Linked DNA regions of Homo sapiens: regions 1, 2, 3, 5 and 6 are each linked to region 4. A link is a loop called in an ENCODE intact Hi-C map of the cell type or tissue named here. Cell type or tissue: heart right ventricle. All regions are shown on one strand. Each heading gives the region's core, and the rest is flanking DNA. Links, peaks and the distances in the headings are about the cores only. Region 1 has its middle 63 kb from the start of FGF14-AS2. Region 2 has its middle 43 kb from the start of MIR4705. Region 3 has its middle 41 kb from the start of TPP2. Region 4 has its middle 25 kb from the start of FGF14. Region 5 has its middle 96 kb from the start of MIR4705. Region 6 overlaps FGF14-IT1 (FGF14 intronic transcript 1).

Region 1 (5,026 bases), core at 335-4,334, 520 kb after region 4:
GCCTCATGATGGTGTTAGTGTCCATGTAAGAGGAAGAGGCTGGAGCTTGCTCTCGCTCCACCATGTGAGGATACAGCAAGAAAGCAACCATCAGCAAGCCAGGAAGGGAGACCTCGCCAGGGACCAAATCTGCCAGCAACTTCATCTCAGACTTCTCAAACTCCAGAACTTGTGAGAAATAAATGTCTGCTGTTTCAGAGACCCAGTCAATCGTTTGTTATAGCAACTTGAGCTGGCTGAGACAAAGAGGATTTGGCCAGTCACAGAGCAGGAATTCTAGAAGGCACGGTGACGGGGTTTGAGGTGACAGGGAAGGTTGTGGGATTGGGACATATTAGGGATTTACAGAGAGGAACATAAATGGAAGTTCAAGTGGTAGCAAACGTTCTCAGAGGTTTGGACTTATGGGGATAACCAAAGCAAACTGTGAATTGAGGCATACTAGGGATGGCCATGATTATGTCTTAAAGGCAGATTAGCTTTGGGCTCTAGCATTCCATTATGCTCCCAAAATTTCTATTGTTGATATTGCTACTGGTTGCTCAGGTCATAAGCAGTTATTCTGGCAGACAACAGAGCAGGACCACTCCTGAAGGCTTTGGTCAGTGTTCTAGCTACAAACAAGGGCCTAACGCAAAGATAATTTGGCAAATGATGAAAGCTTATTAAGATGGAAGAGACTAGGGTGTATTTAAAAAGCTGATGGGAAAGAGATCAAGGCAAAGCAAAGGGTTGAAGACACAGAAGAAAGAGAAGGTGATGACGGAGAAGTCCCTGAGCCAGCTGGACAAGATGGAATCCTGAACGTCAGTGATGAGATGGGTCTCTTCTATTCTGACAAGAGGTAGGTAAAATTGATCAGTATAGTAGAGGCTTGAATCTGGACAGGTGGTTGTATGCATGAGGGGTAATTCTATAGACTATTACTCAACACTGGGGTGCAATTTCACATTGCTTTAATGTCTCCACATTAAATTTCATCTGGCTTGGCATCCAAATGGCAGATTGACACAAAGTCCATTTTTAAACTCTTGGGGATTCTCCCACTTCCCATTAGATATTCAAAGAAAAGGAATATCTTCCATGTCCCAGAGGTGGCTTCCTCCAAATGTGCACTCCTAAGAGGAGAAATGTCTTGATGTCGCTGAGCTCCCGCAGGTGCTAGTGGCCCTTCTTTCTCTGATTTTGCAACCTGCCCTCCCAATCACAACAAAATAGGGCTGTCACCAGCTGCAGGCTCAGACCAGTCAGGTTCTTTGATGGCTCGTGTCTCCACCTCCTCTTCTACATGGTACCTGCATCCGGCACCCCAGCCACAGCACTAGGCACAGTGCTAGGGATTCCTGTGCCAAAACATGCATGTCACCTGCCCATAACGAAATCCACACCCACCTTGCCCTTTCTCCTGGAATTTGGGGATAATCACAGAGTTCACTGCTTTTTGTTTCATTCCCTGAAACACCAACTTTTTCTCTCTAAAATTACACGTTTGCCCAAGACAAAACCTTGGACTTTTGAGACATAAAGAAATTTTTTTCTCTTCTCTAAGAGACAGTAAGACTTAGATCCTAAAAACATAAGGGCTTTTATCCTCTGTCTGAGAAGGGGTGGAAGGGAAAAATCTCCATCATTCCACATGGATGAGTAAACCAGCTCTCCACATACCCAACAGCAAAAAAGAACGTTTTTTGGCTGAAGGAGGAAAGAAACTGATAGCACTATCTTTAGCAGGTCACCCCCACTACTTGTCTTAATTCAAGTAGCCACATTACCAATGGGTGGCGTTGAACCTAGATCACTGGTATGTGATCTAGCCAAGAGGCTGTGGGCTAAGTTTGCACACCTGAGACAGGCAGCTCACATACCTGTGTGTCTTGTATATATGTGTAATGAATGATGGCGACTCTGCCCCATGGAAAGAAGTATCTGAGCCAGAGGCAGCCAGGGATTGTATCCGATTTCCAGGTCACCATGTCGTTTAGAGAGGGGACATGGAGGTAGGGAGGCTCATGCCCAACTCTGGGGACAAAGGAGAGAGTACTGGGGCAGCTGGTCTGCCTGTGCTTCAACAGTGACACCATGTGGCAGCAATGGCTACAGGGACTGCAGACAACCTTTAAACTTCCGGTTTCCTCTGTGCGAGGTGATTGACACGTCATCTAGGATAGCCTGAGATTCTTGACCTGTCATGTGGAGTGTGTGTGTGTGTGTGTGTGTGTGTGTGTGTGGTGTGCGCGCATGTATGTGTGCTTCAGGTGTGAAAATTGATAGAAGTAAAATTCCAGGGGTAAGAAAACAAAAAGATCTTCAAAGATTGTAAGAGGAGGGCCCGATTCCTTTGATTTGGAGAATAATAGAGATTTAACTGTTTTGTACCCCTGGTGGAACAGGGCATACTGGCTGCAGCTCTAAGACGGACCTTCCTTCACAATACCCGTTTACACTTAGTAGCCCCACTGGAGTTACAGAGGGAAATTTCCTAAGTCAGAACAGGGACATACACCACAGAGGAAAAGGTGTGGATTTTGACGTGAGGTAGACTTGGGTTTAAATCTCACTTCTTCCACTGATTAATTGTGTAACTTAGGGCATGTTCTCTTAACAATATGAGCCTCAGTTTCTATATCTACCAATGGAGGTGAGATATAGGATCAATGTCATAATTACAGTCATCAAGTGTTACCACAGTGAGAAATTTCACATCCTTTCTCCTCTTCTCATGATATGTTGAATTGTTGATTTGGCTGTCAGCATAAAAGTTTACAGCCAAGGTTACAACTGGCTTAATCCCTGAATGTTTATAACAATGACAAATTTGGAATAAATTACATGAAAGGGAAATAAATAAATATGATGAATTCATATTGAGAAATACTATGCAGGCATTAAAAATAAAGCCTTCAGCACATTTCAATGACATTAGAAAGCATTGACAGAATATTAAGTAAAAAAGGCAGCACATCAAGCCTCACATCATGTGTAATTTAACCAGGATCATATTTACATATATTCATATAGTATTCATATCCAAATATATGCCTTATATATGGAATTCAAAGGGCATTGAAATAGTTGCTTAAAGGAGATATGAAAATCTTAATAACTCCGCTGGGTGCAGTGGCTCACACCTGCTGTAATCCCAGCACTTTGGGAGGCCACAGCAGGCAGATCACCTGAGGTCAGGAGTTTGGGACTAGCCTGGCCAACATGGTGAAACGCCGTCTCTAATAAAAATACAAAAATTAGCCAGGCATGGTGATGCACCCCTGTAGTCCCAACTACTCAGGAGGCTGAGGTTGCAGAATCACTTGAACCAGGGAGGCGGAGGTTGCAGTCAAACGAGAACATGCCACTGCACTCCAGACTGGGTGACAGAACAAGACGATGTCTCAGAAAAATAAAAAAATAAAAAATCTTAGTAACTTATCTCTCTAGTTCATGGGATTCTAATTTGGGGGGAGAAACAGCTTCAGATTTTATAGTCATAAAGTAAATGACTTTTAAAAATGAAACGAAATAGAAGCACTGCTTTATGGCTTTTCTGTGTAATTTCGGCTACTGTTCTGTGAAATTGGGGCTTCATCTTCTCTTTCTTATGTTCCCACACTTTAGATAAATGTACAGAGAAAGAGGTTGGGTCTGTGAAAGAAGGAGGGAAGGCGAGGGAGGACACAGCCTTTCAACTTCTCAGCCACATTCTAGTTGTTCTTGGCCAGGTACTAGGGGATGCCACCCTGGGTCTGAAACTTGCAAAGTTCTATTTCTTCCCTTGAATTTTATTCACTGAGGACCCTGAATGATGCCAAATCTGAGAGGGCTAAGACTCATCCCCTTCCGTGGCAAGTAAGCTGTTATGTTGGTAATAGCTAAATATGAGTATTTATTAAAATAGTAGTAATAATAAAACATGATCCAACTTCCTCAGAACTTTCTTCTTCTGTCCCCAAAGTAACCCTTTTGCAGCTCTAGACGAACATACGTGCCCCTCTCTCCAAGCACCTATTTGATGTCCCCTAGAATTTTTGATGGTAAGCTGGCAGTGAGGCAAGCAGTTACTTTAGGAAAATTAATCTACTGCAGTTAATTCACTTTTTTGTTCACTGCGAACACTTCCTAAATATCTTCTTTGTGCCAGGCACGATGCTATGGAATGAGGATCCAAACATGAATAGCTGGAGTTCGCAGACTGTTGCAGACCTCTTGACCATTAGCTTGATGAATAATGTGGCGGAGGTCCATGCAGAATACTGTGGGACACCAGAGGGCAAGCAAGGCTCTGCACAGGAAATACAGAAACGTGGAGGAGAAGGCGCTTGCATGGGTATGGAAGAAGGCTCTGAAGCCTCTCCCATGTTTGGGCAACTCTGTTTTATGAGCTACGGGTCCCCAGAGCAGAAGCTGGAATCTCACTTTCCCCACCTCCATCGCAGCTACAACAGGCACGGGGCACAGGCTCCTCCAATCAGACACACCTGCTCAAGATGGCCGGTTTGGAGAATTTGGAGGAGGGTCTGACAAGGTGCACTCCAGGGAAGGGTGGCAGTGGACCCCACACTCAGCAGCCATCGTAGGGGTAGTGATCCTGAGCACTCACACTAAGCGGCAGAAGCTGGGGTCTTTATGGGACAGACGCACACCACCTCCATTATGCTCTTGTGAAATTCTCAGAAACCCCAAGAACTGTGAACTATCCCTAGATAAACTCCCTTTCTTCTTAAACCAAAAATAAAATAAAAATGCTTTCTTAATGTTATGGTAAAAACATTTGATTTTTTACTTTTTAATGCCAGATTTCAGTGTCCTCAAATAAATATTTCCACCTAGAGATTAAGAAAGAGGTAAAATGACATTATTAAACTGAAAAACTCAGTTCAGTTTACATCAAATACATATTTTAACTTCTTTAAATCAATGACTATCCAACCTTTTAAAGGGCAGAGGACTTTTTAGTTGATATTTCATGAAATCTATAAACCACATGCATTAATATGTAAACGGGTAACAGCAGATTTCCTGGTTGCTCTGG
Region 2 (5,026 bases), core at 673-4,672, 150 kb after region 4:
GTGGCGGGCGCATGTAGTCCCAGCTACTCGGGAGGCTGAGGCAGGAGACTGGCGTGAACCCGGGAGGCGGAGCTTGCAGTGAGCCGAGATCGAGCCACTGCACTCCATCCTGGGCGACAGAGAGAGACTCCGTCTCAAAAAAAAAGAAGTGCTTCCGACCTTATTTTATCAAAGCCTTTCATTTTCCAAATGAGAATTTAAGGTATTTTCTCAAGAAAATTTTTATGAAACAACAAAAAACCCGATGTTTTTAATCTCAGAATCTGAAGATCACCTATGCTAGAACCGCTATACAGTAGACAAAGAATTAGTTTTTTCTTTCCTCATATTCTGTATTTCAGGCCCAAATAATCTACCCAATTTAGAAGGGGAAAGATGTTCATTTTTCTTAATGTGTGATGGAATTTCAATATGTACAATCATAACTTCTTTGAAGATGGGCTGGCACACATAGAACTGTGCATTAGGCTTTTAAAACTTTCCAGGATTACGTAGAGTGAGTAAAGGCGATTGACACAGGAGGCAGTCTGATGATGTGGAGTGAATTGGGAATCACAGCATTCCCCACAAACTGCTCAGCTGATCTTTCTGTATTACCTGGAAGCTCCTCTATGAGCCTGGCTTGTAGCATTTGAGGTCAAGAAACCAGTCATTAGGACGTAAATTTGTCATTTGTCAGAGGAACACAGAGATCCAAAAATAATCCTGCCATAATGTAGTTCATTAGATTAGCTGGTTTGGGAAATAGGTCACAGGACTGATATAAGTTGATGGGACTGGGGTTAGGAAAGGTCTTTGTGTAATTCGCAAAATTATATACTTTGATGATCCCTAAAGTGTGAAGATCTATGCAACCTGAAGTAGCAGGCAGACTGAAGTCAAGTCAGTGAAGCATCAGGGAAGGAAGAAAAGAGAAGAGCTGCTACAATTTAAGGGTTTCCTAGCAATGGGACCTGGGGCAAGATTCCTCATGTGTACCTTGCCCAGAAATAGTAAAAAATAGACTGTAATTTCTTTTTTTTTTTTTTTTTTTTTTGAGACAGATTCTTGCTCTGTCACCCAGGCTGGAGTGTAGTGGCGTGATCTCGGCTCATTGCAAGCTCTGCCTCTCTGGTTCCCGTCATTCTCCTGCCTCAGCCTCCCTAGTAGCTGGGACTACAGGCACCTGCCACCATGCCTGGCTTTTTTTTTTTTTTTTTTTTTTGTATTTTTAGTAGAGTCGGGATTTCACTGTGTTAGCCAGGATGGTCTCGATCTCCTGACCTCGTGATCTATCCACCTCGGCCTCCCAAAGTGCTGGGATTACAGGCGTGAGCCACCGCGCCCAGCCCAGACTGTAATTCTTAACACAGAGCCTAGCACAAAGCAGGTGACATGCAAAAATAGTATTAGATGTTGTCTAAATTAGCTTTACCAACTCTGTGCCTTCTCTGTGTCAGATAATACACTTTTTACATTTCAACTCATTTAATACAACAACCATCTTACAGTTAGGAAATGAAAATTCCAGAAATAAGTATAGAAGATGATATGTATGCAGATGTTTGCCTGATTGTAAAGCTCATGGCTTTTCTACTTCTCTATATGTATGTAAAAATAATTTTGAGAATGACTTATGGTGGTTACTTAACTTTGCATCAGTTCTGTCATTTAATATTCATATCTATCTTATGAATTTGAAATTATTATCTTATGTAACAGGAACTACAACCAGAAAGGTTAAGTGCCAAAATCATACTTTTTAGTAAGTGGGTTAGTTTCCTGTTCGGGTTCGTTTCTCTATGATACACAATTGAGACATAGGTACTCAACTGTCAACCTGCAATCAGTCAGAGACTAAGTTGCTCCTGAAATTTTGTCACTTTAGAAATGCTGTAGTTTAATGAAGGCCACTTTAAAAACAATCACTGCCAAGTTGGGAAAAGTAATAAAAATGGTAACTGTGCTAAGCAGAGAGAATTACTTATTTTATATTAATGAAAATGAATCTTAAAGTGTGGCACACATCACATGTAACATGTATTTTTTAAAAGTTCATGTTACAATGTACCATTTGCATAACTTAGAAATTTAATGTAATTAAGTACACCAAATGCAGTGTTATTTTATTCATCAAGATATGGAGTAATATTTAGGTCAAAAATACCACATTTTCAAGCTTTATGGTAAAAGATACTTCACTGCAATATTTTCTAACTGAGAAATCAAAGTCAATCCATAAGGTATTTGACATATACAATTGAAATATACAAATATGTATTAAACTGGAAAAATATATAGATTTAAAATTCTATAATCTAACATTTAGACATATATATCTAATCTAATAATTTTTCAAATTTGGGTACTTTATATTAAATTAAAAGAGACACATGTTTGTGTCATACAAACTCATATCATAGCAAATATTATAGAAAATGCTTGCCGTAGGTCAGATACAAAGATGAGTACATTATACATAAAGTTCTTCATCTAATCCTGAAAGTTACCGTATAAAGTAGGTACATTCTTGATCCACATATTGTAGCTTAGGAAACTAAAACACCTAACCAGAATTTGGAGCCAAGCTGTCAAGATTTCAAAGATTGTGCTTCTGTAAAAGGAAAGTCAAATCCTTTCTGGTTCAACTTTACCTGTTGAAAATACTTCTAAAACCCAGTTTTCTGCCATCATAGATACAGAATTCAGAATACAATCTTAATTTCCCACTGGAATGTTCCAGAGTGTAGGGAAAACTAAGAACCAAGGTAATCTATTTTAAATATTTGTTTGCATTCATTTGAGTCTAGCGTATATTTTATGATCACAACACAGCCAGACTGTGTTCTGTTACCAATTGTTTCCATTCTCTGAGGTCAAGGAGAAATTGTTTAGCTCCTATGTAAAAAGGGTAGAAAATGTCTAGAAATGTATTACATTCTATCCAGAAGAGGGCACTGGCAGGTATTCAACCCAATATCTGATATTTCAAACAGAGGGAAGCAAAGCTCCAATGTAACAAGTATCTTTTCAGTAAGATGGGCTTCCATTCATGCCCTGCAGTGTGACTATAAGAAGCACTAATATACCTGGATAAAATCATGTTTTGGAAACTGATGCTAGTATTTTTAGCAGTTAGCTAATTTTAACAGCTGGCATAAGATTGCACTTTTAGTTGATATTACTGCCTAAACGTTCCACATTTTTCCTAAGTTTTACTTTCAAGGAAGTTTACATTATTTAGCATTCAGTTATGAAAGTTCTGTCAACCATTACACAATGTACGTAAGGGGGCTATGAATCAAATGTGCCTCATGATATTGACTTTTTGAGCACAATTCTGTTTCATCAAAACTTACAAGACATAGAAATTGAAAAGAATCATGGTTTTGATGTCTGATTTCCTGAGTGGCTGAGACAAGTGGTTTATCAATCATATAATTTCTGCAGATCATTTTAATTAGTTTTCTCTTACAAGCAGTTCTTTTCTGCACTGTGTAGCTATGAAAGTACTCTTTATTTTGTGTCCAAGGTTTATACTTAGAAACTCTCTGGGAACAACTGTCATTGTCAGGCCTTGTCTTTGTTATTCTTGTGTTGTGAAATTCCATTTGCCATATCTGAAGCTTAAATGGCAACAGACCCTGTTGAATAATTGTCTTCTAGTGTTAGATGATTAGCTTTATATGTGCAAAATGGCTTTTTAGAAAAACTACCTAGATAAAAAGGTCAAAATCAAAATGGACCAATTTGAAAATTATCATTGCAACAAAAATTTGTTGTGGACACATACTCATTGAATATATACAACGTATATTTACTGAGACTATAATATGTGTCAGCCATTTCTATTACAGGCTTATTGAATTTTTCAAGTAATCGATGGCAATTAATTTGTCACATAATTGTACTACTTGCAAAAATAATCTCCTAAAATTAATGACTTTGTCTCCTGTGCTACTATTCGAAGGCAGAGTGGAAATGGCTTTTAGGTTATAGAAAAGAGGCAGAGTGAGTTCTCTCACTAGCTGTGTCTTAGGTAAGTTCCAGGTCTCTGCAGTCAATCGCCATATCTATAAAATGAAGATGATATTACTACCTGGAAATGTTGTGTTTACAACCTTTATCAGAGTAGTTTACTGCTGTAGAAGCTCGACCACTGGTAACCATTGTGTTTAAGTTTAATTTTCACTAAAAGCCCAGGCTCTGACTGTAATGGTCACTCAGAGTTGTGCCACTGAAAGGGCACAGATGGCAGTGGTCAAGTAGGCCACGTCCTCTGCGTGCCTTTTTCGCTTTCAGAAGTAGGGCTACGAAGCTGAGGACAGCCAGAATGACTGCTGAGATTCACATTTCCATTAATGCCTGTCCATTCCAAAAAAAGATCAGTGTATGCCAACGGCGAGATGCCTTCCTCAATGAAGTCAGAATCTAACAGCGATGAGATCCTTTGTGTTTACAAGCCTTGAAGCTGAGATCAGATGGCATTGCCATTGAGTCGGCTAGGAGCCAGTAGTCTAAAGTCTAAGTATATATTATACTGTCTGAATCAACTTAGTGGCTCTCAGTTCTATCATATTTGAAACTCATTTTTATAATAAATATTTGTTAATGTCTCTTTTGCTATTCCAAAATGAAATTGCTAACTCCCTCTAAGAATAATCTTAAATCAATGTAATATGTTAATAGTGACATAAAAGACAATAGTAAGAGATTAACACATACAAATAGAGTACTAATAGTATAATATGCAAATGCTTAGGTACAATTATACCAGATGATGTGGTTATAATGGGTAACTCTGGATTTAGGAAGTGTAAAACAATAGCCAAATGTGCCAGTTATTTACTCTTTGTCTCTCGGTTCTAAACTTGCACTTCTATGCTCTGCTTTATGCTGCTGGGGCTGAGACCCTGCAAACTACATTCTGCTTGCCAAGATTCTCTCTGTTAGGATCTGCCACTAGGAGCACCAGAGACTTCAAAGCTGGATGAGGTGGAAGAAACTTGCCCCTTCCTGTGTCCCTCTAGGGGAGCTCCTTGGCTGC
Region 3 (5,026 bases), core at 473-4,472, 610 kb after region 4:
AGGCTCTTTTGATCCATTGTTTGTGTTCCCCTAGAACTGTGTTCATTCTTGTATCTCTATGCTGTATTTCACATAGTGTTTTGGGATCTGCCCAATTAGATGTACTCCTCCTCCTTTGACTACATATTGCTATATTTTAGGCCTTGGATCTCAATAAGATGGAAATGTCAGAACACCAAAAGAAAGAAACTAGTCATAGTTTCCTTAGACCCTTTTATTCCTTATTAAATATTGAGCTTTGCTCCAGGCCTTCTGTTTACAGGCGGAAAACATCAATTGTTTGAACATCCTGGAGGTACTGCCTGCTCACTTTTGTTGAAGGTAGGGAGAAACATCCTTCCTACTGAGCTTAGAGTTCAGCTTCTGCAGGGAATCTATTGCACATCCACTTGGTACCTAAATGGAAGGAAGTCAGGTTTCTTTTTATTCTGTTTAAAGACTATGAGCCTAGAAATTATAGCTTCTTGGTCAAAGCCAGTCACAAAGCCCCCCATTCATCCCTGGAAGGCAAAGCCTCAAAATTGTTATTGGCCTCTCACTAAATAGGTTGATAGTGTAAGTCTAGGCAGAAGGATACCTGTACAAAAATATGGAATTTGCATGTCATTCAACCTTCCTTAGTGCAAACACAGATTTCTTTACCAGAAGGGGTGCAATGACCTTTTGGCATACATCATTCATACATGTTTCTTTAGGTTTTCAGTTATCACATAGAAAGGTGATTGCATCTCATACGTTGTTGATGGGAATACAACATGACACAATCTCTATGGGGGAAATTTTGCAATGTTTCCAAAATTAAAAATGTACTTTCACTTTAACCAAGAAATCCCATAGCTAGTAATTTATTCTACAAATATCCTTGCACATGTGCAAAATAACATGTTACAAGATTACTCATTACTGCATAGCTTGTGATGATAAAAATTTGATAGCAACAAAAATGTTCCTCATTAGAGGATTGTTTAAACCAGGGATTTTCAACCAGGAGTGATTTATTTTTGGTTGTCACAACTGGAGAGAGGGAAACTTACGGCATCTAGTGGGTAAAGGCCAGGGATCCTGCTAAGCATCCTATATTGCACAGGACAACCTCCACGACAAAAATTATCTAGCCTTAATTCTCACTAGAACTGAGGGTGAGAAATCTTGGGTTAAACAATCATTCACACAATGGAATATTACGCAGCCATTAAAAACAGAATAGGAATACTTTCTGTGTACAGATATTAAAAGATCTTTGTAATACATTAAGTGAAAAAAAAAAGGTCAGGGATGGTTTACCTGTTAACTTTTGAGAAAGAAAGAAAGAGAGAAAGAAAGAAAAGAAAGAAAGAAAGAGAAAGAAGAAAGAAAGAGAGAGAGAGAGAAAGAAAAAGAAGGAAGGAAGGAAGGAAAAAGAAAGAAAGCAAGCAAGAAAGGAAAATGTGTGTGTGTGTGTGCGCACGCACACGTGAGCGTACACTCTGTCTGCAAAAAGAAACCCTAAAATGATACACGGGGAATTAGTGAAGATGATACCAAATGGGGATTGATTGGACTGGGAGTGCGGGCTGGATGGAGACATAAGTAGAAGCTATCATTCTAATTTGGAATCACGTGTCCTTATTACTGATTCAAATCAATGCATAAAGATTTAGGGCACAAAAATAAATAAGACATGTGAGGTCTTTGAGAATAAAGGGATTATATCTTATTTATCTTCGCGTCCCAATTATCTGGCATTATGCTTGCCCTGAAAGAGACACTTAAATATTCATTAAAAGAATTGAGGCAGGGCACAGTGGCTCACGCCTGTAATCCCAGCATTTTGGGAAGTTGAGGCGGGAAGACTGCTTGGGGCCAGGAGTACGAGACCAGCCTGGGCAACGTAACAAGACCCTGTTTCTAAAACTAACAAACAAACAAACAAACAAGAACTAAATTCAAGCCAGTAGCTTTCACATTACTAATTACCTATGCATTCATGAGCATTGGGCTAGTTAAAAAACAAATGAAAAAATAACTTATTCCCTTTGGCCTCATGGAGGTTACAGTCTGGTATAGAAATAAACACATAAGACAGTTAACAATCCAATTATTTGGGTGATTTCATGAAAAAACTGAATTTTACTCTATAGATTTTCAGAAAAATGAAAATGAGCTAAATTAAGCTGTGAGCCAATTTATCAACTGCTCCTTTCATTGAACATGCAAATTCGTTCTTTGTTAATTTACGAAGACATCTGACTTTGATTCACAGGTTTACTATTTCAGTTAGTGGATTGAAGCATAGAATTAAAACAGTGACATCACAACAAACTCCACTAGACAAGACAAAACAAATTAGCTGCCGCTGATTCACTTGAAGTTTAACATCATCTGTCCAGGAAAATGTCACTCAGAACTGAGAGATTGCTGCCCCCAAGAGGCTAATCAAAAAACTCCAAAATAAAAAGGATGAGGTTCAAGAGCTAGGAGACGGCAATTGAGAAGAGAAGACGTGGGCTGGAGCTTTTTTTAGAAGAAAGTGAGACTTGAGCCCCAAATTCTAGAAGAAAAAGAGGAGAAGATTGGAGCTCCTAAGAGTAGAGATGAATTTGTAGCAAGGGAAAGATAAGAGAGTGAGCATCCAATAAACATCAACGGCAGCTGCTTTAGGGAGACTTCTTAGAAGTTTTTACTTTTTTCCTATTTCTGCCCTGTATTTCCCCATAACTGCTTATGGTTAAAAATCACTAAACATGCTTAAAGAGTTCCATGCCTATATCAATTATTTGGGAAAAGCTGTAGATTTTAAAAGAGTAGATTTTATTCTACTCAGCAGTAGGCCAGAGGAAAGAACCCCCCGTCGGAATCAACTATTAATTGCAGTGGAAATGAAAGCCTGCAAACAAAATCACTGCTCCTCAAAACTCTCCGTGAAGTAGCAGGCAGAAGGAAGAGACTCTGGAGCCCAGGGTCTAATCCAGCCAAAGATGGTGAAGTGCCCCTCCAAAGCAGTTTGCTCCCCAAACCCTTGGGATCTCTTTCAAGACCTTAAGCCCCTACCTCATCAGAGATCCTACCAAGAAATCCTGCCAAGAAGAACTCACTTGGTTTCCAGAGATCGGGAGCTTAAGTTCCCAAACTCTGCTGCCCCAACTGGGGAGAATATTTTCAACATAAGTTAAGTTGGAATTCATATGTGGACATTTATCTATGGCTGCATATGTTGTTGTACAGGTAGGTTAAATAAACATATGGGAGGTTTGGTTTCTCTGTTCAGATTTCAAATTGCTGACTTGCAGAAATTTCTGAGGAAGCAGAATAGCCTGGTAGAAAGGCTTGCGACTTTGACGTCAAAGAGACAGTAAATTTCAATTATGATTCTGCCCTATATTTGCTGTCAGTTAACTTATCTGAATGTCAGCTTCCTTATTTATAAAATACAGATATATTTTATACAGATACAGTATAAAATGTAGATCTATATTTATAATATATAATATATATTTATATATCTATAGATACCATGTATATATGTAATATAAATATATTTATGTATTTATAGATATATATTTTATATTATATATGTATTATACATATATAATGTATGTAATATACATATATTATCTATAGATATATATTTTATATATGTAATATAAATATATATAATATATGTAATGTAAATATATTTTTATATATCTATAGAGATATATTTTATATATGTAATATAGATATATATGTATATATCATATATAATATAAATATATAGATACATATTTATATAATATATAATATTAATATAAATATAGGTATATATTATATATAATATATAATCTATAGTTATATTATAGAATATATATCTATAGTTATATATTTATAGAATATATAACTATAGATATATATTCTATAAATATATATCTATAGATTTATATTATATATAATATAAATCTATAGTTATATTATAGAATATATATCTATAGTTATATATTTATAGAATATATATCTATAGTTATATATTTAATATAATATATAACTATAGATATATATTTATATAATATATAATACAAATATATAGATATATATTTATATATAATACATAATATAAATATATAGATATATCTTTATATAATACATAATATAAATATATAGGTATATATTTATATATGTAAAGTCCAGATTATAGATATATCTATAATATACAGAAATATATATTTATATATCTGGAGCTATATCCTATATAGAGAGATATATTATATCATATATATTTTTATATAGATATATATATAAATAGGGATATATAAATAAATACAGATAGCTATATTGCTATAGCTAAAGGATTTACAAATGACATATATTAAGCATACATAAATACTATGTGCTTTATAAATGGTAGCTATTATTACCCAGTCATGACTAACCTGTACTATGTTATACAAAGCAGAAGCAAGTTTGATTGATGTGCCAAAATGCATAGTTCAGACACTGAAAAACGACAGGCCATTAGGAAGGAGGGGATTGATGTCGGCAGGAAATATGAGTAGACTTTACAAATAAGTGAGATGAAACCTGATCAAAAACCTGACAGTTCATTTGGAAAAAATGTCATTACCACCTTGAAATATTTGCAGAGATAGAAGATATAAAATTTACAATGTGCATTCAAGCTTGATTAAATATTAGACCATTATGAGAGATTTGTTATCCATATCAAGAAAATCACTTGAGTCATGAGATTATACCTCCTAAATATAGCTTTGATGGCGACAGATATATATAATTCTGAAAATAGGATCCTGTTTTTAAAGAGGCATACTATTACGGATAAGAGTTTATCCCAATAAAACACCATATGTTAGAGGCCTTCCTGAAGCTGCAGTAACAAATTATCAGAAACTTGGTGGCTTAAAATAACACAATTATTCTCTCATAGTTCTGGCGGCCAGGAGTCTAAAACCAAGGTGTCTGCAGGGCCACATTCATTCCAAAGGCTCTAGATAAAAACCTTTCCTTACCTCTTCCAGCTCCTAGTGGTTGCCGGCATTCCTTGGTGTCCTTGGCC
Region 4 (5,026 bases), core at 585-4,584:
GTTATTAGATTTGCATCTTGAGTAACAAAGTTCTGTAAAAATCTCACCAATGTGCAGTCTTCTATCCTCTTCCTTGTTTCTAATTCACAGACTGTAAATGTCAATCTGTTTTGTATACCTGCATTATCCGTCTGAACCAGTCTCACTATCAGAAGGATTCAATATGGACATTCTTTGTATTTAATCTAGTTTATTGGAAAAAAGTTAAAGTCAAAAACCACCTCATATTAAATAAAAACGAGACAAAGAAATGGCATGCTTTAGAAAGAAATAGCATGAATGAAAGGGTCAAAAAGTGAAAGAACCATGATATACAAGAGAAGAAGGAAAAAAAGTAGTTGGAGAAAACAATAAAATTTTGCAGACGGATATATTACAACAGACAGAACAAGGTAATTCAGAGAGCTCTGGGTGGGATGCAGAATCCTTTGCTTCTCTTTTCTCCTTAACTGGCAAAATGGCCTTGGCCAAGTCACCTCTCTGGACCTGCAAAAGAGGACTTATCTTGAATGATCTGGCTTCAAGTCCTTCTAAGCAGTAAATCCCTAGTTGTATCCATGCCTTGGGTTGGCTACTGAGAAACTCAAGGATCACACACTGAAATAGGCAGGCTGTCAAATACAAGTCGAATACAGGAGAAAGTGAAGAACAGTGTTTTAAAAGGGTGATCGGGAGGTCTCCCAAAAGAGGTCACCTCTTCCTCTGGAAGTATGCAAGAGGTGGCGGTCAAGGGAGAGGAAGGGAGGCTCAAGCATTCAATAGAGCCTTAATTCTCCAGTGGGAGATGAATGAGAAAAATATCCCCTGTGCACACCTGTTCTTTCCAAGGTGAATGGGAAAGAGTACAGGCAGAGAGGGTGGCCTACTTTCCATTCTTCAAACATGAAAAGCTTGTGCTCGCCTTGAGGCTTTTGTACAAATTGCTTTTTTCTACTTGAACTACTTGATAGGGTTGACCCTGTCCTTTCATTCAGGTTTCTACTCCATATCACCTCCTCAGAAAGGCATTCCCTACCCATCCAATCTAAAGTAACTGACAATCCACAGTAACCACCTGCACTCTTTAGACCTCACCTATTTTCTCTGTCTGCTCAAGTCTTTTGTCAGCATATCTCATTTTGATTTTTGTCTTTATACATTTGATGATCAGTCTTCCTCCTCTACAGTGTAAATTCCATGAGATCAGGGGTCCCTTAGGTTTTGTTCATTGCTCTATTCCCTGCTCCCAGCACAGTAAAATTCAACAAATATTGAAAGAATTTTTTAAAAAATATTTTTCATTCATAAGCAAATTTTTCATATGCAAAATAAAATTTGCATGTGGAAAGATCTAGAAGACAGAAAATGAAAACAAAGTAAGTTAAGAACAGATAGAGTCTTTTGGGGACATCTCTAAGACTTAGAAAAAAAAACAAGTCTTGATCCTGCAGGTCAAGTGAAAACCTGAAGGGTCACAGAAGAATAAACACATGAGCTGAAAAGAGCAACATTGCGGAGCGATTTATGTTTTCAAACTACTCAGTCCTGATGTCTAGGACCTTACAGCTCCAAATCTCAAAAAATGGGATTCATCACAAAGCAAGGACACAGTGAGCAGAGATGGAGTCAACACCTTTTCACAAAATTTAACAATCATCATCGATATGCACAGCCTTCATGTGTAGTGTATGCTCCCAGCTACAGCTGTAGTTACCCAATCTCAAAGCAAGTAAACAGCAAGATTCCACACTAGCTCTTAACTGGCCAAGCTATATTTCTATAACTAGAATTGCTATTTGTGGATTTCCATAAGTTATAATAACACGATAAGACCACTTTATCCATGTATTCTAGTGACTTTTTCTTCCTATAGCAAAAAGAAAAATACATCTTTCACCATTTACAAGTACAAATTTCAAGGAGAAATTTTAAAAGGAGAGTAACAAACTGTCCTGAGTTGCAGCAAGACTCCTGAGAGTTCCATTTCCTGGGCCCTCTGCTGCCTGTTTTTGGCATTGAACCCAGGAATCTTTTCTAAAGCACACAGAAATCTTGCAAAAGAGGCCATTTCTAGTTAGGCTTTTGTCCAACTGTCTAGTTAAATAAATTAAATTCTTAGATTACAAAATGTGCTTCAAAGGTTTAACAAATTGAAATGTCCTTAAGTATTTCAAATAAATTAAGGAAGAATTCCCATTCCCATAGTCTTCTACTTTCCTCTTCCACACCTATGATGAATGTCCTGAAAAGAATAAACCCAGGTAAATTTTTGGCGAGTAATTGTTTTAAATGATGACAAAACTTAGTTGCATCATGGTAATCATTTCTTTTGCTTATTGGGTAGCATTAAGTACAAACCTTAGTTTGTAAAACTATATGTTTTACTCTCTTAATATTTTAAACCTCAACTATCTTAATAGGAATTGTTACTATGTTGTTTTCTTAGGTTTAGAGAGGCAAATTGATTGCTGATCAATCATTAATTGACTATTGGGCTAATATAAAACTAATATTTTTCTCTTAAATAATAATGGCATCTTTTCACATTGCATGCCTTAAAACCCTTACCTGAGAATACATCCTGGTGAAAGTAAAATGTTATTCCTCACATACAGCAACTGTGTAAAGTGTGGTGCAATTATCTGATTTGCCAGCAGTGGACACTGTTACTCTAGTTATCACCATCGAGTAACTAGAGAAAAGCCTGTTTAGTGTCTCAGGAAATGCCTTCTCCTTATTCCCTTAGACAGAGCAGAAGCCTGTAACATAGGCAACTATTCTGGAAAAACAACAAAATAAATTCTAGAAAAAAAATACTAGTGTTATTCTTGAACATGAAAATATTATTAAGAAATAATTTTTCACAGTTAAAAATTTAGTACTCATTTGATTTTGTCTTTTTAATTTATGGAACAGATCTATTAGCTGCAGAATGTCCAATCATCATCATTCTCCAGTGTATCTTATGCATCTGCAAATTATATCTCTCTGAGAAAACACTGACAATCAGTGAAAGAAACAAACTGAGCTAAAAAGCAGTGGTCCGCATCAGTTCTGGCTTCCTAGGAACTAGTTCTGCAATTCTGGGCAGATTATCATTTTACTCTGATCTTAGTCATCTCCTGTCTGTAAAAGAAGTAGCTAAACTAGAAAATGGCCAAGAACTCCTACACTGGTGTCTGTGTTTCTATGACTCTCTCAGGATAGACTAGAGCTAAAAGCCTTTGCTTCACTTGTATAATCAGGTAAGGTGTTAATTGTTTAATCTCTAGCCAGAAAATAACTATATAAAACAGCTCTTCCTTCCTTAATGAGGCCAGAAGCATAGGCTTCAGCCCTCAGGGTTGGCATTATGGAAATCAATCGGCAGAGCTAATGAAAACCAGGCAGTGGGCTCAAAATAGAACCCCTCTTAATCCCCACTTTCTGCCCTGCACAGCAGGGGGCCTCAGCTTCCCATAGCCATGGTGTTTACTTTGTGTCAAGCAAGTATTAGTATTAATCCCATTTTAGAGATGAGGAAACTGAAGTACAGAATGCTAATAACTAGTCCATGGATAACAACTAGTAAATGTAGGATCTGAATCTTGTAACTAGGCAGTCTAGCTGGAAAGCCTATACTCTTGAAACTACTAGGTTCACTCTTCCGGGTTCCATACTGACTCTCAGTATAATACTCTCCTGTTTTAGACTTAACCGTGTGTCTGCTACCATCTACTAGATTGTGAATTGCTTCAGAGTAGAAAACCAGAGAGGCATGGTCGAAAGACATGGATATAAACCAGTGGTTCTCAACTCCAAGTGATTGCCACCCCCAGGGGTAATTTGGCAAAATCTAAAGACAGTTTTTGTTGTCACAAGGGGGAAGAGGTGTTACTGACATCTAGTTGGTAGAAGCCAGAGATGCTGCTAAACATTCTACAAGGCTCAAGACAGCCCCTCACAACAAAGTATTATCCAGGTCTAAACATCAATTGTTGCAGGGGTTGAGAAAAGCTGCTGTAGAATAAGAGAAGCTGGGTTTGAACCCCGACTCTGCCACTTACCCGCTGCATGCATTCAGACACTTGCACAAACTCCGTAAGCCTCTCAATCTCCTCCCTTAAAAATGGCAAAAGGCTGGGTGCAGTGGCTCACGCCTGTAATCCCAGCACTTTGGGAGGCCGAGACAGGCGGATCACCTGAGTTCAGGAGTTTGAGACCAGCCTGACCAACATGGAGAATCCCTGTCTCTACTTAAAAAAAAAAAAAAATATATATATATATATATTCACAAAATTAGCCAGGTGTGGTGGCGCATGCCTGTAATCCCAGGTACTGGGGAGGCTGAGGCAGGAGAATCACTTGAACCCAGGAGGCGGGGTTGTGGTGAGCCGAGATAGCACCATTGCACTCCAGCCTGGGCAAGAGTGAAACTCCGTCTCAAAAAAAAAAAAAAAACAAAAAAAAAACATGGTAAAAAACAAAACCACTTTCAGCAGACAATTATGGTTGTGAGGTGGATTAAATGCTTTTAGACTGTGAAGTTGTCTGCATATTTTCAAAGACAGTGCCATACTGCAGAAAGAGCAGAAGTTTTATGGCCAAAGAGGCATGAATACTTAAACTTTCCAAGCCCAGTTTTCTTTATCTATTAGAAAAGAGGAATGGATAGGGAATTTCTACTTTATGGTCTTCCTCAGGATTAAATGAAGTAATGCAAAGATTATATCATTGTAATGTTTGTCACAGAACACATCCCTAAAAGTGATTATTTCTGTCCTCCAAAGTATTTACATATTATTTTTTTCTTTTGGTCAATCTTGTATGCAAACTCCACTCTCTGCAAACAACATTCCTTCCTTCCCAAACCAAATCCAATTGTGTTCTATTATCTAAAACTTTATTTATTAAAACAGATGTCAGGTTAGATCTGACTTGAGGGTCATAGTTTGCCAATCCCTGAGTTGGACTATCAAATACGTATTAAAGATTAAAACTTAATTACAATATTAAAGCTCACTATTTATACCCATGTTCATTGCAGTATTATTCATAATAGCCAAAA
Region 5 (5,026 bases), core at 305-4,304, 200 kb after region 4:
TTGTCAAGATAGTATAATCCCTGTGATCAACAGATCTGAGTGTGAATCTTGGGTCTTCCACATTGGAGCTCGGAAGAGTTTGAAAGCTCATAACTCATCTGAGTCTCAGTTTTCTCATCTATGAAATAGAAAATACCACTAGCCAGGCGTGGTAGCACGTGCCTGTAATCCCAGTTAATCGGGAGGCTGAGGCACAAAAATCACTCGAACCCAGGAGGCAGAGGTTACAGTGAGGCAAAATCATGCTACTGCACTCCAGCCTGGGTGGTAGAGTGAGACCCTATCTCAAGAAAGAAAAAAAAAATAGAGAAATGGAAAATAACATATATCTTGCAGGATTAGTATAATGATTAATGATAAAATATGTAAAATGCTTAGCAAAAGAGATTAGCTAATGATAATATTATTATTAATCCAAAGAATGTGTCCCCATTCATCGCCTCATATGTCCTATGAGCAATGCTCCACGGATGACTGCTGTGGAGGGGGGGATGGCATGGAAGAGATAATGCTAGTTAAGGATGGAAGGAGAGGGACTTAGAATAGGCTCTTAATTCCTAGAATCAGAGGGCACTGGGCAGAGGAGTGAGAAAATCAAAGAGTAGTCAGTTATGTGAAGAAACGAGGAAAGACCAAGATGTTTCTATCCCAAGAAGCTTTCAGCAGCTTTCAGCAGCTTGATGCTGCAGGCTGGAGAGCTATGGGAACAAATTCACCCACTCAACCCCTCCCCTGCCAGCCTGCTACAAACCAAGCCAGGGCAGGAACGGCATGCCTTCCAGGGGTGCCTGATATACCAGATATTTTCATTGTCATGTAATTGTTTTGCATGAAACACAGTGGATTGAAAATATCACATAAATGTCATTACGTACAAGCCTTCGTGTAACATCAAGTTTATGGTGGCAGCTTTAGGTCAAACTCTTCAAGACCCCCCCCCCCCCTTACAGCAGTAAGTCATCCGTGTTTGGTGCTTTGGTGGAAAATGGTGACAGAGTAGTAAGATTTGGAGAATCTTATTAGTTGTGTGGCCTTGGGCAAGCCCTCCATCTGTGCTCATTTATAATGGGGATAATAATGGGGTCTTTGAAAAGTTGTTCAAAAAAGTTGTAAAAGTTAAAACTTGTACTAGACATAAATAAAATGACTACCCAATACAGTATCTGGTATATAGCAGATACTCAATAATGTTAACTAATTTTGCTATTATATTTAACCAAAACAGACTCAGTGCTTTCTGTGTACTAGGCACAATGTTTGATGTTGGATCATTTCAGATGCAAAAGAAATGTGTGCCTAAGCCACCCAGGGATTTTCATATTTTTCTCCCCAACTTTTACTTCAAAAAGAAACAAAGTGTATCATTCCATTATTTTAGAGATAAAAGGCTGAAAACTACCTGTAAAAGGTAACAGACTGCTATGAAGGAAGTCCAGTGTGCATGTGATTTATCATTACCTATGCTGATAAGGGGAGTGAGAAAATAGGAAAATCCAAGGTATTTAAAGAAAGACAGCTGATACCTCTAAATAGGGATAAAGTAGCAGAACCTGAACTTAATAAAACCTCAAGATGAATATGAAAGAGGTCACAATTTTTTGAGGAGACTCCCTGACCCTTTAGCAGAAACTCTGCCCCCAGTACTCAATCTATAAACTGGGTTATGAGAAAATTCAAGAATAGAAACTGACAACATGCCTTGTTGTATTGTCGTATTACTTCGGCAAAAAGTGATAGAAACTAAACTCAAACCCAAATTAACCTAAGCATACTAAGAATGTATTGTGTTACCAAATCCAAGGATGAATTAAATGACCAAAAAAAGAAAAGTGGGGTTATAGGAAGAGCAGACAGCTGCATCCTCACAACAGAAACCAGAGGCATTAATGCCACCAAAATTTTCTTTCCCATTCTTAACTCACCACCAACATTTGACAGTAAACATGGCTACCAATAGTTTTTCAGAAAATATATTGTAGGGCTTCCTCTACTAGAAATAGACCTACTCTCTTTATCAGCACTAGTTTCAGAAATCCCAGGGGAGGATTCTAGTTGGCTTGGTTTGGACAGGGAGTCTATTCCTGGCCCAATCAACTTTGGTCACCCAGGAAAATGGACGTGTTGAATGAAGGCAGTGACTGTTTCAGAGACACGAAACAGAACTGGTTGTACACCCAGTAGATGTTCAGTGGAGCCATGAGTTCAAGAGCCATTTCTATCTGGGCCTTTTCTATGAGGGTCAGTTACTGCTACGTTAAACAAGACAGTTTTCTCTTTCATGTAGCTTTCTAGTGATACTTATCAGTACAAAAACAAGAAACAGTTTATGAACGAATGCAGCAATTTAGAAGAGTTTTTAAAACAGATTTCAAGACGAGAAAATGCATTTGTGGAAAATGTACTTACTTTTTCTCAAAGAATAACAGCATTTTGCTGGACAAAAGGAACCTGAAAATCATGAGGAGTTATACTATTGTAATTTCAGAAGTTTCTCTAGCTAGATAACTGCTAGGGTTATTTCTCCAATACATAATTGTGATGCATTTGGAAAACATATTAAGCTCAATTACATAGGATTTTTCTTTAAGTATAGGTATGAGTTAACACTATTTAGTTATTTGGATGCTGAATCATAATGTACCGAAAGAAAAAAAGAGGCAGCTTTCTCTGACTTACTGCATAAATTTATGCATCTACCACTAGAGGGCACAAATAAGGCTGTTTTCTGGGAAAAGGTTTTGAAAATGACAAAATTCCATATTTTGGAACGGTGACTGAGTTAAGATATGTAGATATGCATGTTTTCTTTAAATCTGAGAAGAAAAATCAAAACATACTCATACTTCACCGTGTACCATTTTGTTCTCTTCCCTCTTTCTCTCAAAAATAAAGTACACATGCATGAGGGAAATAAGAAATATCAATGGTTCATAAGATTTTAGACACAAATAATAAAAATTAAATGGCTACCAAGAAATAGACTAGCACATAAAAATACTGCTACAGCAACATGGCAAAATGCCACAAATTAGCAAAAGTATTCATATTTGTCTACACCACACTTACAATCTTTGGAGTGATTTTCTCCTAAATCATCAAGCACAATACAGTTCACAAAACTGATCCCAAATCTTGCAAATATTAGATATATATTGCATCTTTTCTTAACAAATGTAGCACTGTGGTAAAAATAGGATATGATTTGGTTGCATTTTCACACAATACTGTGCTTGAGTCATGCTCGCAGAATACCTCCATCTGCAACAGCTGTTTTACTCCTTAAAAAAAAAAATGGAAAAGGAAAAAACCCAACTTCTCCAGAATAAGCAAACAGTCCCTAATCTTGTCACCCTGGATGTCTGACAAGTACTAATAACTATGACTAGGTTTTGATAACTTCCTTGATTTGTTTTCAGGGTTATTATTATTTTGCTGGAAAAGGGCCTTGTGAGAGCCAATGATTGTATTGGAAATAAAGCCAAAACAAAGTTCAAAGCTTGCTGAGATGCCTCTAAGGTAGAAAGGGTAGCAAGGTGAATGGCATGATGAGGAAAGTGAAAATGCTGTCGCAAATTGGATAAAAGTGATGAGTTGGTAGCTTCCATACCTTTCACACCTTGATGTTTCCCATCACTAATTCACAGTAGCATCAAGAATGTATCAAAATGTAGCTTGTCTTCACTTTATTAAAATTTCTCTAAAACACAAATTTTGAATGTTATAAACAAGGAGTTAATAGATGTTCATTCAATCACTCAGCTTAGTCCCTTCCAATGTTTCCTTTAAAAACAACATACGCTTTTATTCTCTTTTTAAAAAATGCTCTACTAAAATCTACACACCTTCTGCACCTTCTATAAACATTTTGCTCTAGTCCAATCCTGTTTCCTTTCCTGCTTCAGGTTTTGTCATTTTCCTCCTGATGCCAACTTGAGATTCCACCATGGTTTATCCCCATACATGGCTGAATCCACAGAAAATGGCAATTATGACACAGATACCCACTTATCCTCCCAGTGATGGTCATGCATGTAGCAATAAGAATCCTTTTTAAGAAACAGCACGTCTCAATCTGAGCCAGAGGGTAGAGTTTCCTCTACAAAATACTTTCAAATGCTTTGTCCTCTAGAATTTCTTGATTATTAATGGTTTTCACAAGTATGGGGGGTTAGGTGGGCCACAAACTGCTTCCAGGTGGCAAAATAACTATTAACCCTTCTACTCAGATTTAAAAAAAAATGTGTGTGTGTTTATGCATGCTATGTGCTTATGTAATATATTAAATGCAAATATGTATTAGTACATATAAAACTTCCTAATTAACACCAACAAAGCCTTCAAGAGTAAAACTGAGGGGTATGGTGAACATTTTGAAACTAATTATGACCCTCTACTAAAATATTGCCAATTCATTCTCCCTGAGGGGAAAAAAATACACACTTGTTTTTCGTCTTGTGCATTAATAGTCTAAGAAATTGACCTATTGAGTAGAAATCAAAGGAAGTTTATATCTGCCCAGTAATTTCTGGATTTGAGAATCAGTTATTCAAGCTTTAACCCATGTTTCTACTGACTTGATAGAGTCAAATTGACTTCAAAATTAATTTAACCCCGAAGACACTATGTTTCAGACCTCTATCTAAAATACATATATAAAGAAATACACAAATTAAAACCGTTGCTTCCTTTTGGTGGAGTGGATCTTCCAGAGCCTGGGGGATGTTTGTACCTCCTCTCTCTTGGCTGTCACACCTTGAGCATTTGAGTTTACAGATTCCATAGAATCACTTAGGTCCTCTAAGTTACCAATATTATTATACAGTTTCCTACAAAGTAGAAGTGGTCCAGATTATCATGAGAAATGCCCTCAAATTTTAAAGCCAAAATATGACACAGCACGCATATTATTTTACTTATTTTAGAGACAGGGTTTCTCTCTGTTGCCCCGGCTGGAATGCAGTGGTGCAATTATAGCTCACTATAGCCTTAACCTCCTGGGCTCCAGTGGTCCTCCCACCTCAGCCTA
Region 6 (5,026 bases), core at 718-4,717, 350 kb after region 4:
CACATTAATGCTGACTCCACAGTTATCTGGATTAGAGCCGGCCTTGTCTGTGACCTGGACTCTCACTTTGCCCAATCCCAAGCGCTTGCAGAATGGCTGGCTGGCCGGAGCCCCCGCCAATTTGTTTTTCTGGCTTGCATTTCATTATTTAACATAAACCAGGAGTCAGTACTAAACCAGCCTTCTAGTTCTCATATCTTTCATCATCCCAGAAATTGACAAAAACTGACAGAGTTGAGAGGATGTCTCATTTTACCTGCCAAATATTTCCTACCTTATACTCTATAGCAAAAAAAAAAAAAAAAAAAAAAAAAAACTGACAATTTCAAAGCATTTTCAAAGCAGAAGATTTTAATGTATTGTTATTCTTGAGGATAAATCTTTCAGGATATTACCTTCCAGAATTTCTGATGTAACAGGAAAGAGTAAGATCAGTATCTGAAGCAGTTTCCACAGATAAGACTAGATCATTATATTTTTTAAAGATATGTACATGGACATCAGCTTGTTCTGGGCTCTCGCATATATCTACTACAGTGTCAGACACCTACCAAGTGCTTAATAAGTATGAATTCTTAGCTTTTCCTTCAGGGTTTTGGGTAAGCCTTTGCAATTCCCAAGTCGAAAGTCAGCAAAACGTTATATATCAAACAAAAGAAACCACCTCACCTACAACAATGGGCCTGAGACTCAGCAGGATGAGAAATATCTTTTTATGAATACAGTTTTTAAAATATGGAGCCACCCCACATAATAAACAGCAGGACAGGTCAAGTATTAGACACAATGAATGACAATGGGTGGCTTGGGCGTGTCTTCTGAACACAGTGGGCCATAGCCATGGTCCTCATTTCTTTCTAATTGGCACATGTGACATCTGGACCTCTCTATTAGCCTGAAGTCACAGCACTTTGTGCAGGAACCACAGATTTAAAGAGACCTTGGTATGTATTCATAAGGCTGAAATGAAGATCACATCTGCGCAACTCCACCAGCCCTTTCCTCAAAGTCTCTCCAGGATCGATGATTAAGGAAAGCAAGATGATTGACAGGTAGTACTACAAGGATTAGCAAATTGCAGCTCCCTTCTCACCACCCCACTGTCTGTCCATCTCTGGTATCCATTCCTGCCTCTCACCTCCCAACTACCAGGCTCCGTGTTTCTTCCCCTAGACAAGATGATGAAAGCAAGAGATCAGGTATTCAAAATTGCCATGAAGGCTCTCTCTTCCTTGCCATGCCATCCCTGGCATCTTGTCAGTTGGCTTCCAAGTTTCAGCATTCACTCTGTAAAATGAATTAATTTATGTGAAATTTGCTGATAGATGCAGGATCAGCACTCTCAAAAAATGACAAATCTTCCTGATGGAATTTGTCTTTTAATTGTCTTCCCTTGGAGAATACATATTTTCACTCTCCCTATTGCTACCATAGGTACTGCATTTGTCCTGATCAGCACAGTAACATAAAGAGGCCGTAGAGAAGGCATATGGCCGGCTGCACTTTTCATTTCCTGGTTCTCTGTTGACAGTATTGCTTATTTCCAGATGGATAAATAGTTTGCACCTTAATGTAATCAAAGACTGAAAAAAAGATGCCACTTGAAAAACATTTGAGAAAAGAGAAAAGAAGGGGAAAATAGGCCTCTGAGGTGGTATCTATAATGTGGTACTGAATTTCACTCTATCTTCACAAACAATAAACCTCATGTTTTATAACATTTTACTGAAGCATTATTTTCTAATAAATCCCCTTTTGTTTTGATTCTTGTTGCTGTATAATAAGCAAAGAAGAAAAGAACAATGGCTGGAAATTCTGTCTGTGTGATTTGAAGTGCTCTCACTTGCATGCTGAGAAGTGTTATAACGAATATTTTTGGCATCAGCTGATGATAGCAGCTTGGTACTAGCAGCACTTGATTCAGAATGTCATATGATACAATAATACACAAATTGAGTGCACAGAGGGGGAAAAATCATGCAACCTGTCATAGGTACAGCGATATTCCATGAGTATTCAGGGCTGGAGATGTAGAAGTAGAAACCTGAAATCTGAAATATGAAAAAAATGAACAAACACTTAACATCCACAAATACCAAGCAAAAATTAACAAATGAAACATAGCAGTTGTTATGCAATCATAATACAAGAGGCTTCTCTAGTCAAAATCTTATGGCATAAATCTATGAATGATCTGCTACAACTAAAGTACTCAAGTCAATGGGAAAACATATTTATTCAAATAAAATGTCTTTTCTATGACTTTTTAACAACTAATTTTCTTAAAATAACAGGCCTTTTCTCCATTGCTTAATCTTCATCTTCCACTGACTTTTTAACAACTAATTTTCTTAAAATAACAGGCCTTTTCTCCATTGCTTAATCTTCATCTTCCACTGCTTTTTTCTAGAAGACTGTTTGGTCCAAAAAAAAAAAACAAACACATCCTGAATGATTAGGAAAACTACTAGGACTGCTTTATTTAAAAATTTATTTAATATCAGCAGGGAATTTATTTCATGTTATCTCTAAAAATAAACACATTCTAAATATTAACTCCAGGGGCATTCTTTTAACCCCGTGGCATCCACTTGGCTTGAACTCTGTCACTTGTGTTTGAATATTTGAGTGGTTGCTGGGAACTAGATTGTCAATTTCTGTTTGCCCTCCCCTCCTTTCTTATTTCCACTATTTCTCCAGTGGTCAAAATAGCTGTTTCCTTCTGATAATATTAGTGAAATTTTTCTAGTTTCACTTTTCCCTAGTCTATATAGTTAGACTGCCATTGTCCAAGTTCTGGCTCCCTCAGAACCATCTGTGTGACCTCTATCAAAAGACGGCTCTCTCAGTGCCTCAGTTTCCTGATCTACCTCCTGAGGTTACCGTGAGGACTAAATGAGTTACAATAGCACTTAGAACAATGTCTGGCACAGAGTAAGCTCTGTGTTAATGTTCTCAACTTGAAAATTGAAGTGATTTCATTGTGAATGCTATTATTCAAAATATTTTAAAATACCTACTTTGATTTGTTTTTCTCCCATCAGTTTGTGGATTACTTTACTTTAAGTAGTTGGTATGATTATTTTAAGTTGGCCACCCATAGGAGTTTAAAACCAGAAAGAACCATAAAAATCATGTTGTCCAACTTCTACAGGAGGTTCTTCATCATTATGATTATCACCAGGCATTTGTTCCTCAGTTAGTTATACTTCTTATCGATTCTGGTGCCACTGGAGCGCATTTTTATCTAAGCTCGGGGCATGGAGATGTTCTCAACCGTATCTACAAATTCACTTTCGTCTCTGTCCCTCTCATCAACATCTTCTGAACAGTAAAGATCATCACTCCACCATGCACTGTGATATCTAATGGTTCGTGGTGTAGGCAAAGAGGATTCCTAGTTACTCTAGACTTTTCCTTGCCCCTTAGCAGCCTTAAGTTTTTTTCTTGTCCTTTGACTTGTACGGTACTGTGTGGTTTGTGATACCTTTGCACTGTGTGGTTTGTGATACCTTTGCACAATTATTACACAATGGATCCTAAAACCAACTTTCTAAAGGTCGGCGAAGCAGGCATAATTATTCCCTCATTCTCCCTCAGGGCACTGAAAATCAAAGGCTAGGATCTTGCCTGAGATTACAGAATTAGAAGTACCAGAGAGAAACATAAAGTCCAAGTCTTAGGATTTTCTCTCCAAAGGTTTTTTCACAGCACCACATTGCTTTTACCCAAAACACATTGCTTCATACAACCATATTAGCAGAAGCAAATACCTCCGCAATGGGCAGCGACCAAGAAAATGACAGAAACGATAAAATAATGTCTGAATGGGCAGTAAAATATTTACACCATTCAGCAGCTCTGGGTCAAGTTCACACTGAGGCCATCCAGATGATGCAGAGATTGCGAAAATAGATTCCTGAGTTCCCTATCCATCCAAAATGGAGTTGAAAAATAAAGTCCCTTTGAACTATAGAAGAAAAAAAACAGAAGAATTGACCTCAGTCGTGTTGCTCCTTAATGTTGGTTATGTAGAACTGAGTTTGCATTGTCAGGACCACTGTTTCTGTTCCTTTTGGAAGGTTAGAAAACCATTGTTATTTGTATATTTCAACTCTACAATTAAAAGTTTTGCATCCCCTTCAGATATTTAGGTAAAATGAAGTTGGTGTGACATTTCTCATCATGTCTCCCAGGCCCACAAAGAAAACAGATGGTCTCTGAGTTCTAGAGATCTCTTTGTGTTCTATATTAAAATGTTTTCCAATAGATTGACATAGTGTAGGAGTCTGGCTCTTCATTAAAAAATTGTTTCTTAGGATTTCTGCAACTTCTTCTGAAAAGTATAAGATTTTGAGTTATCGTGGTTTGCAGCTTGGTGCACAAAACCCCTCTGCACACCGTATTGGAATCACTTTGCATTTTTGGGGTGGTCTGCAGAATAGGGCAATGGACTTATGGACACTTCATTGGCCTTGATAATCCCTGATGTACTGCAAGGCAATTAGCAACTAAATTTTTGCTAAGTGCACTTAAGAGTAATAAGAAAAATTAAAATGTCATCAAAATGCTAACCACAGATTCAACTAAAACTGAACCAAAGAATGGCATATTTAGTCTTGAGCTTGAAGACCTAAATCACACAACTATAGAAGCACAATTGTGCATCCATAGTTCTCCATTTCTCCTTCCAAACCACTTCCCCCAGAAAAGCAGCTTTGGAGACTGTCTTTACTTCAGTTAGATGCTAAAGCTCAAGAAATGTGAAACAACCCAGGGAAACTAGAATTCAGCAGCAGTGCTAAGACAAAATTAAGTGCACTCCTTTCAGCTATTCATGAAATCCTCATAAAGAGGCCAAACTATTGCATTCTATCATGGAGATAACATAGCTGAAATAATTTACATGTTTCCATTTTAGTGTAGTAAATCACCCCAGCATAAAAATCACACAAATATAGCAGAAGTTATCTTACCCATGATCTACCTACTAGAATCATTTAATCAACAACAACAACAACAAAAA

The links. A loop is a pair of places that touch in the nucleus more often than their neighbours do. Peaks named below come from ENCODE experiments on the same cell type or tissue, not always from the same donor. Only the 100,000 strongest peaks of a DNase experiment are listed, where the experiment ranks them.
Region 1: a loop joins it to region 4, with 12 times the contacts of the local background. A loop is called at or near these places in 64 of 110 quality-filtered maps.
Region 2: a loop joins it to region 4, with 2.7 times the contacts of the local background. A loop is called at or near these places in 19 of 110 quality-filtered maps.
Region 3: it touches region 4 in a loop (23-fold over the local background); 66 of 110 quality-filtered maps call a loop at or near these places.
Region 5: a loop joins it to region 4, with 4 times the contacts of the local background. A loop is called at or near these places in 18 of 110 quality-filtered maps.
Region 6: it touches region 4 in a loop (3-fold over the local background); 2 of 110 quality-filtered maps call a loop at or near these places.

Annotation. Positions count from the first base shown.
Region 1 is chr13:102,455,435-102,460,460 of GRCh38, forward strand. No RefSeq gene overlaps it. Among named protein-coding and RNA genes, the nearest start is that of FGF14-AS2, 63 kb to the left of the region's middle. In heart right ventricle, for the core only: CTCF peaks have their summits at 2,071 (motif pointing left) and 2,270; a DNase peak (open chromatin) is centred at 2,087.
Region 2 is chr13:102,086,394-102,091,419 of GRCh38, forward strand. It overlaps a transcript of FGF14 not described here. Among named protein-coding and RNA genes, the nearest start is that of MIR4705, 43 kb to the left of the region's middle. In heart right ventricle, for the core only: a CTCF peak has its summit at 2,905 (motif pointing right); no DNase peak of the experiment used is centred there; H3K27ac peaks cover 2,290 bases.
Region 3 is chr13:102,553,745-102,558,770 of GRCh38, forward strand. No RefSeq gene overlaps it. Among named protein-coding and RNA genes, the nearest start is that of TPP2, 41 kb to the right of the region's middle. In heart right ventricle, for the core only: a CTCF peak has its summit at 2,391 (motif pointing left); no DNase peak of the experiment used is centred there.
Region 4 is chr13:101,939,596-101,944,621 of GRCh38, forward strand. It overlaps a transcript of FGF14 not described here. Among named protein-coding and RNA genes, the nearest start is that of FGF14, 25 kb to the left of the region's middle. In heart right ventricle, for the core only: CTCF peaks have their summits at 2,627 and 3,425; a DNase peak (open chromatin) is centred at 2,631; H3K27ac peaks cover 410 bases.
Region 5 is chr13:102,139,113-102,144,138 of GRCh38, forward strand. It overlaps a transcript of FGF14 not described here. Among named protein-coding and RNA genes, the nearest start is that of MIR4705, 96 kb to the left of the region's middle. In heart right ventricle, for the core only: CTCF peaks have their summits at 2,717 (motif pointing right) and 2,917; no DNase peak of the experiment used is centred there; H3K27ac peaks cover 411 bases.
Region 6 is chr13:102,291,990-102,297,015 of GRCh38, forward strand. FGF14-IT1 (FGF14 intronic transcript 1) reads right to left here. Exons shown (of 4, transcript NR_036486.1): 4 at 331-2,051. All of the region lies in intron 1 of LOC107984615 (a long non-coding RNA gene), which reads left to right. It also overlaps a transcript of FGF14 not described here. Among named protein-coding and RNA genes, the nearest start is that of FGF14-AS1, 73 kb to the right of the region's middle. In heart right ventricle, for the core only: no CTCF peak of the experiment used is centred there; no DNase peak of the experiment used is centred there; H3K27ac peaks cover 2,519 bases.